Regions from separate parts of the Homo sapiens genome. Here region 2 is linked to region 1. A link is a contact called in ENCODE Hi-C or POLR2A ChIA-PET data. All regions are on one chromosome and are shown on one strand. Each heading gives the region's core, a stretch centred on a gene start or an enhancer-like site at or near the end of the contact. The rest is flanking DNA. Distances are from core to core; before and after follow the strand shown.

Evidence for each region. Hi-C counts contacts between places; a loop is a spot of excess contacts on that map. ChIA-PET counts read pairs that join two places held with the same protein, here RNA polymerase II (POLR2A). Pooled maps may share reads with other maps.
Region 2: a map of Panc1 shows a loop between it and region 1 (7-fold over the local background). The contact joins the enhancer-like site here to the promoter of TM4SF18 in region 1. A Hi-C loop is called at or near these places in 11 of 168 maps with a recorded cell type or tissue (Caco-2, Calu3, HepG2 and 8 more) and 5 of 50 pooled maps. POLR2A ChIA-PET finds 5 or more read pairs at or near these places in 10 of 52 experiments (A549, MCF 10A, OCI-LY7 and 7 more).

Annotation. Positions count from the first base shown.
Region 1 is chr3:149,331,052-149,335,415 of GRCh38, reverse strand. TM4SF18 (transmembrane 4 L six family member 18) reads left to right here and starts at 1,780. Exons shown (of 6, transcript NM_138786.4): 1 at 1,780-1,903; 2 at 2,017-2,210. The coding sequence starts at 2,034. TM4SF18-AS1 (TM4SF18 antisense RNA 1) reads right to left here. Exons shown (of 2, transcript NR_186251.1): 2 at 1,664-1,912.
Region 2 is chr3:149,297,653-149,301,977 of GRCh38, reverse strand. The region is part of intron 1 of TM4SF18-AS1 (TM4SF18 antisense RNA 1); the gene reads right to left. Among named protein-coding and RNA genes, the nearest start is that of TM4SF18-AS1, 15 kb to the right of the region's middle. Within about 2 kb of position 1,702, at least 19 of the 41 ENCODE cell types and tissues checked have a DNase peak (open chromatin) inside an H3K27ac peak, as active enhancers do; they include PC-3, PC-9, Panc1 and 3 more, where a contact is called at or near this core.

The DNA of each region.
Region 1 (4,364 bases), core at 531-3,030:
GAACTTCATATTTGTATATCCAGCTGCCTAGTTGACATCTCCACTTGGATTTCTAAAAGGTATTTCAAAACTTAGCACATTCGAAACTGACCATATCATTCCTCTTCTCCCAACCCTGCTCATTCAGCTGACTTGCTCATTTCTGTTAATGACAATTTTATTCTCCCAGTTTCTCGGGCCCAAATGATGTCGTCTTTGACTTCTCTCTTTCTCTTATACCCACATCCAATCTGCCACCAATCCTGTTGGCACAAGCTTCAAAATATATCCCAAATCCAGCTTCCTTTTTTTTTTCTTTTATTATTATACTTTAAGTTTTAGGGTACATGTGCACATTGTGCAGGTTAGTTACATATGTATACATGCGCCACGCTGGTGCTCTGCACCCACTAACTCGTCATCTAGCATTAGGTGTATCTCCCAATGCTATCCCTCCCCGCTCCCCCCACCCCACAACAGTCCCCAGAGTGTGATGTTCCCCTTCCTGTGTCCATGTGATCTCATTGTTCAATTCCCACCTATGAGTGAGAATATGCGGTGTTTGGTATCCAGCTTCCTTTTACCACCTCTGCTGCTACTACCATCATGATCCGAGTCATCATTATCTCTTACCTGGATGGTGGAAATGGCTTCAGAACTCATCTCTATCTCCTCCACACCCTTTACCACCTATTTACAACACAGCAGCCAGAGTGAACCTTTTAAAACATCAAGCACAGTGCCTGCCACATAAGAGATGCTCAATGAATGCTCAACCAACAATGTTATTCTCTTCCCAATCATCCCAGGAACTCTAGTAAATATGATTTTATGCTGCTTCTATGTGACTGGAAAAAACGTCTAATGCCCAGATTTTTTGATGCACTTAGATCAAAAGCACTAGAGGGAAAAAAAACCATATCCACAAGGGGGTGCCAAGAAACCTCTTTGGAACCTGGACTGCTAGTTTCTTTCTTTCTTTCTTTCTTTCTTTCTTTCTTTCTTTTTTTTTTTGAAACAGAGTCTTACTTTGTCACCCAGGCTGGAGTGCAGTGGAACGATCTCGGCTCACTGCAACCTCCGTCTCCCAGGTTCAAGTGATTTTCCTTCCTCAGCCTCCAGAGTAGCTGGGATTACAGGTGCCCAGCACTATGCCAGCTAATTTTTGTATTTTTAGTACAGATGGGGTTTCACCATGTTGGCCAGGCTGGTCTTGAACTCCTGACCTCAGATGATCCACCCGCCTCAGCCTCTCAAAGTGTTGAGATTACAGGCTTGAGCCATTGCGCCAGCCCTACCTTTGTTTTCTTAATAGTAGGAAAAATATGCCTTTATTTCTGTTATGATTTTTCAGAGAGGTAGAGATAATAGATGCAAACTCTTGGAAGGAAAGCTGTACTGATCTAACCAAGATATTTTGTTTTTCTCATCCACCAGTCACTTTCTCAGTCCTTTCTTATCCCTTGCAATTTGAACAAAGCTTGGTGAATAGTGTGCACACAAAAAGCACACTAGGTGAAAGACAGATACATAAAAAGGGTAAAGTCAGGATATTTTAACAAACCTATCAAGCTCTAAATATAAGCCTCCTTGGTAGTTTTCTCTTTAACCCTCTCTCCACTGTTGGATGAAATTTGCTGCATTCAATTCCAGTTCCCACCCCAACTTCCTTCTTAACACAAGGTCAGGGTTAAGCCTTCGGTGCTTTAATCCAGAGGAAAATTACTTATTTTAAAAAGCAGTGAAAAACACCGCATTCCTTTGGCACAGGATGAAGACCAGCTCAGCTCTTCAGTTGTTGATCATTGTCTATTGTTCTCCAAACAGTAAACCAGTATTTCACACTGAGATTGTCGGCTGCGGGTATATTCCAATTCCCCGTCTCCTCATGAATATGAAGTGAAGGGCTCTGACCCTGGAAGTGGTAGGTAATCTCAAAAAAAAAAAAAAAAAAGAGAGAGAGAGAGAAAAAAAAGGTCAGGTAGGAAGAAGAAAAATAGACTTTCTGTGACTGTATACTCTTGAAATCTCCCGCAGGTTCTAAGCAGGGCAAAATGGGGTCTCGGAAGTGTGGAGGCTGCCTAAGTTGTTTGCTGATTCCGCTTGCACTTTGGAGTATAATCGTGAACATATTATTGTATTTCCCGAATGGGCAAACTTCCTATGCATCCAGCAATAAACTCACCAACTACGTGTGGTATTTTGAAGGAATCTGTTTCTCAGGCATCATGGTAAGTATGAATTTGGAGACTTGGGAGAGAAGGGGGAGTTGTAATTGAGACTTACCTTGTAACTAGTAGAAGTAATGAATAATGGAAAAATCATTCTGCTAATCTTGGGTGTAGGATTTGAAAGAGGGATGGGGGTGAAGGGGCAGGTAATCTGCTGGCATTTGGGACATAGCTCTGTTTTCAATAAGCTGCTCAGCAATGCAGCCTCAGTAATGCAGGAAATTAGTCCTAATGAAAGTCTGTGGGACACTGGCCTGTAAAAACAGTATGTTCTCATGAACCCTGCATATCAATTTAAGCTATTTGATCTTCAGTGGCATTACTGTTTTCTAGAACAGATTTTCTGTCTGCACTCATGTTTTTCTAGCTTGAAGGGGCATTAGGACAGCATGAAAAAAAAGCAGAGACTTGGCTATTCAGACAAACCTGCATGTAAATCTAAGCTCTGTCATTTGTTCCATGAGACCTTCAGCAAGTTACTCAGTATCTTTGAGCCTCAGTGTTCTAATGTGAAAAATGTGAATAATGGCATTTACTTTTAAAGATAAAATATATATAAAGTGCCCAGGAGAGAGACTGACATGTAGTAGATAGCCAGTGACTGTTGTAATTATGATTATTAAAGAATGAGCTGTGTCATCATTAAAATAGTCCTACATTAGACCCTAATAATGGAGGGAGTTTTTGAAAAGTAAATTGAATTATCAATGGCAAGAATCCATGAACGTTTTCCTGATGACTTTGTGTTCTTTAAAAATAAACAAACTGAGAGTAAATCATGTTGGCAACTCAGAGGAAAAGACAATTTCCTGGTCAAGTCATTTCTAAAAATAGTGCATTATGGACTGTAAGCTAATCAGACCACCAATAATGTAGAAGAAAATTCATTATAATCTATTTCTACATCTTTTAGGGGTTTTTAATTATTATATTTGAATAGCTGTGTTGTAAAGCAATTTTCATTTAGTTATTCATTTTGCACATTAAATTAATAAACTTTAAAATATTAATATCCAATGCTATTGATGTTGCTATGAAATAAGTACATAACTAATATTGGCTGCACTACAAATAAATGTCAGTCTTTTCGGGAAGAGTTTGGTATAATATATCAAGATCCATGAAAATGCTTATGTCGTTTGACTCAGTAATCCTACATCTCATCATTTTTTCTGAGGAAATCATCCAAAATAAGGGAAGAGCTATGTGTGCAGATGTTTGTGGCTGCATTGGTATAATAGTAAATAACTAGAAGAAGCATCTTACAGAGAAGTAGCAAAATAAATTATGGTACATTCACTTCATACAGTGGTGAAAATTATAATTATGAAGATGTAACAACGTGGAAAATGCACATTATTTCATGTTAAGTGAAAAGAGACACAATAACATTGTGGGTAAATTACTATTGCAGCTGTGTCAAATAGACATATGTGGGAAAACACCAGAAATAAATGCATGAAGACTCACGAGGGTGGTGGAATTATGTGTACTTTACCTCCATTATTCTTGACTCCTCTGTATTGCAGTTATATTTTAAAACAAAAAAAGAAGGCAGTGTCTCTTTCAACAGTTGATGCCTGAGCAATAAGACTACAGGCTCTAGGTCAAATTATCTCTATCAATATTGTAATGAAGCTGGTTACTATGCTTTGGCCTTGTCTCATCATTGTTTCCCTCAATATGCAATTGCAATAGATGGAAGAGTTGCAAGACATAACTAAGATTAGACCAGAATTTCTTTCAATCTGTCATAACTAACGATGTGGAAAGGAGGGGAATATAGGACTCTTTTGCTTATATTCCATGTAAAAATTAAAACTAGGAAAAGAAACCTGTTCTCTATTTTTTTCATCTTCCAGGAATTATTAAAATATATTACTATAACTGCATCAAATCCTTTTAGGAGAAAGGAGAAGAATATAGGTAAATAATTAAATGAACAAAAAAATTAATGAAAGCTGAAGAAATTTGGAAACTAGAAACATTGGCTACGAAGAGTAAAATAACAGTGAACTCAGCTGTGGGATTCAGTCCTAAATAGTGAGAGTAAAAAAATGGGTGGAGAATTTCCCATAAGCAATTCATGATCTGTATCTAGTCTAACCAGAAATTATAATGAAATTATAATGGTAAAGAAATACATGTTCTTTC
Region 2 (4,325 bases), core at 453-2,952, 33 kb after region 1:
TTAATAACCAGAATATATAAGGAGTTCAAACAACTCTATAGGAAAAAATCTAATAATCTAATGTTTTAAATGGCCAAAAGGTCTGAACAGACATTTCTCAAAAGAAGAGATACAAATTGCAAACAGGTATATAAAAAGATGCTCAACATCATTGATCATCAGAGAAACATAAATCAAAACTACAGTGAGATATCATCTCATTCCAGTTAAAATGGTTTTTATTCAAAAGACAGGCAATAACAGATGATGGCAAGGATGTGGAGTAAAGGGAATCCTCATACACGGTTGGTGGGAATGTAAATTAGTACAAGCACTATGGAGAACCGTTTGGAGGGTCCTCAAAAACTAAAATAGAGTCACCATATGATCCAGCAAACCCACTTCTAGGTATATACCCAAAAGAAAGGAAATCAGTATATCGAAGAGATACCTACAGCATTGTTCACAATAGCCAGGACTTGGAACCAACCTAAGTGTCCATAAACAAACAAATGGATAAAGAAAATGTTACATATATTTTTAAAAAGAATGAGATCCTGTCATTTGCAACAACATGGATGGAACTGGAGGCCATCATGTTAAGTGAATTAAGCCAGGCACAGAAAGACAAACTGTACATGTTCTCACTTATCTGTGGGAGCTAAAAAGTGAAACAATTGAATTCACAGGGATAGAGGGCAGACGGATGGTTACCAGAAGCTGGGAAAGGTATTGGGGCAGGGGTAGTGGAGAGCAAGTGGGGATTGTTAATAGGTACAAAAAATGGTTAGAAAGAATGAATAAGACCTACTATTTGATAGCACAACAGGGTGACTATAGTCAGTAATAATTTAATTGTACATGTTAAAATAATGAAAAGAGTACAACTGGATTGTTTATAACACAAAAGATAAATGCTTGAGGTAATGGATACCTCATTTACCCTAATGTGATTATTATGCATTGCATACTTGTGTCAAAATATCTCATGTACCCCACAAATATATACACCTACTATGTACCCACAAAAACTAAAAATAAATTTTTAAAAATTCCTTCTGTAAAAGTACAAAACAGCTCTTATTACAGTATGACATGTTTTTAGCATCATGATATTGGAAGTCCACTTCCAAGAAGAAAAACTACGTTTTTCAGATGAATTACCCTGTCAGCTGAAGAATCACAAGGTTCATACATTTGGAAAGGACAGCTTTATTTCTCACAAAAGGCTGCAACCTGCAGGGTGGCCATTCTGACACGCTGGGAAGTGTAACCTCTGGCCAGAAGCCAGAAACAGGCACTTCAAGGTAGTGCTGAAAGAAACGGGAATTTATGCTGAGCAGAGTGGCTGAAAATACCTTTTTATTAGGCTGTAGGAGGAGTCATGAATATTTATTAAAGGAGAAACATGTGCTTCACAATTGAGCTTTATGCCTCTTCATGAATTCCCTGTACAAAAAATTGTGGCATTAGCATGATCTGAGAGTGGAGTTTTCAGCCCCCTAATGTCAAAAGATGAAGGGGAGGACACAAATGCCCTGGCTGTGCACCCTGCATAGATTGGCCAGAACCACTTCATGGTTGTTGGTCTCTTATCAGGAAGGGATTTATGGTTTAACTGGTGAGCTGTCATGTTGAAACTGCAATGTGGGAAAGGGAGTCCTGTGGCAGCCTCAGAGGACTGGCTAAAGTTGACAAAGTAATGAGTCATCCATTTCTCATTTTCCAGAGCTGGTTTCTGCTTACTTACGCCTTAGGAAAGAATTCTGGTTAAAGGTTAGAAGGAATGGGGCATACTGAGGCATGTTCGACCTGCTAGCCCATCATGGCCAGGAACTCAGTTTCTAAGGTTTCTCTGGAGTCCCCTGGGCCAAGAGATGGTGTGTTCAGTCAGTTGGAGAAGCTTAGGACTTTATTTTTATTTCTCAACCCATATTAAAGAATTGATTCTATTAACCTCAAAAGTCAAATACTCATACATAAAGTCCTTGAAAAGGCTCATTCAGAATCACATGCTTATGCGTAAATTTCTCTGATTAAGGCTTCTTTGTTTAAAGAGCCAACATTCAAGGAAAAAGTTTTAAAACTATTCCATAATTTTTACAATTTTCTTAGTTGTCAGATTTGTATCTGCATTGTCTTCTATGATTTTTACTATAAATATAATTACATGAGAATGGAGTGTTTCTTAGAAGTGACCACTTATGATATTAGTCTCCATTTAAACATTTCTTCCCATGTGATACAAATATATTTCCATATTTATTGTGTCAGTATATTTGTTACTCTCATGAAGCAAACAGAATGCCAATTAAATGCAAATAGCAGGATTTAAGTGATTAGATGTGATGAGGAACTACTTAAATCACACATAAAGATTTGACAAATAAGAATCTAGTAAATGTTTGAAGAAAAGCAAAGGGGGTAATGATAGGTTATGTGTCTCAAAAGAATGGTTTGAATAGCATAGATTAAGAGATGCCCTTCGAAAAAGTGAAGTGCCCTCTAATATTTAGGCAAAATAACCCTATTTGTGAAGGTACTGCAAAAATCAACAGTGAAATAAAGGACTTGATATTGTGCCCCTCTTACAGCTTTGTCAACAAAAATCGTAACATTCAAATCCAAACACTTGATTTATTCCTGGTTCATTCTAAGATTTGGTAAAGACTTACAAATGTAATCAAATTTGTTTTAAATATTGGTTTGAGCCACAATAAGTGCCATTTTTAATAAATTTTACACAGTAGGGTTTAACATAATATAAGATAAAATAAGCTTATTTTCTTGATTGGTTTCATTTCTCATGATAAAATCCTAATACAATATTTTGGTTTGTTTCCAGTTTCCAATGGATTCATTTTAAATGGATATTTTTTAGTAGCAATTATCCTTGGCTATTTTGTCTACATTTGGGTTTACAAAGGCATTGGGAAGGCAAAAATGAAATCTACCAACCACTTGCAACATTGCTTCAATGGAGAAAAGTTATTGTGAGGTCCAAACGATGAATTGCAAGTAAATTTTTGCAGTCAGCCTATATTTTATTTTTTAGCTAACAGTATGCTAAAAAGTTGTGATTATGACATACTGTAAATGTTTTCAGTAGAAGCACACTCAGCACTTTGAGAGGCCAAGGCAGGAGGTTCACTTGAGGTGAGGAGTTCTCGACCAGCCTGGGCGACACAGCAAGACCTTGTCTCTATAAAAAAAATTTGAAAAGTTAACCGGGTGTGGTGGTGCATGTTTGTATTCTCAGCTACTTGGGAGGCTGAGGTGGGAGGATTGCTTGAACCCAGGAGTTCAAGGCTGCAATGAGTCATGATCGCACCACTGCACTCTCGCCTAAGTGACAGAGTAAAACTAACACTGTCTCAAAGAAAGAAAGAAACACACCAGAATGTGAATTTTCAAGTCAGTGTAGGTGTTCTCAAAGTCATCAGCCTCAGAGGTTATATAGACATTTTAACAATAGGGGCATAGTCCCTAACAGTTGTTGGGTCTCCTCTGGAATTGCCCTGGAAAATTCTGTGGCTATAATTCCTTCTACTCTTTTTTTTTTTTTTTTTTTTGGCAGAGTCATACTCTGTCACCCAGGCTGGAGTGCAGTGGTGCAATCTCAGCTCATTGCAACCTCTGCCTCCTGGGTTTAAGCAATTCTCGTGCCTCAGCCTTCCGAGGTAGCTGGGATTACAGGCATGTGGCACCATGCCCGGCTACTTTTTGTAATTTCAGTAGAGACTGGTTTTCACCATGTTGGCCAGGCTGGTCGCAAACTCCTGGCCTTAAGCCATCTGCCTGTCTCAGCCTCCCAAAGTGCTGGGATTACAGGCGTGAGCCACTGCACCGTTTTTTACTGTCATTTGAGTTGGCAAATATTCATCCACTGAAGGTGGGGGTTGGTTTTAATAAGTAAACAGGTAAATAAGTAAATAAGCTGGGCAATACATATGAGAGTGTAGAAAAGCATAAATACTACTCATATTTTACTTGTGGCTGCACCATGATTGCAGACCCTCTGTACTCATTATACTGGCCCCCTTTTTAATATATATTGGCCATATATATAGCCAATAGCAATTGGCCAAAAGGCTAGGGGCACAGGAAGTCTCAAATATTTGCTGAATGTTGAATACATGAATGATCTGATTCCCTCTTTAGAACCATCATTCACATATATAGTGAAGTAGGAATAGCTCATAGTTAGGGAACAAAGAAAGTAAAACATAGTTTTTTTTCCCAATACAATTTCTTTTATCCATCCTGCCACTTTATTCCATCCCAGTATTTTTTGCTTGTTGAATATCTCTAAGCTGTGCCAGATTCCCCTGGTCTCTTTCCCACAG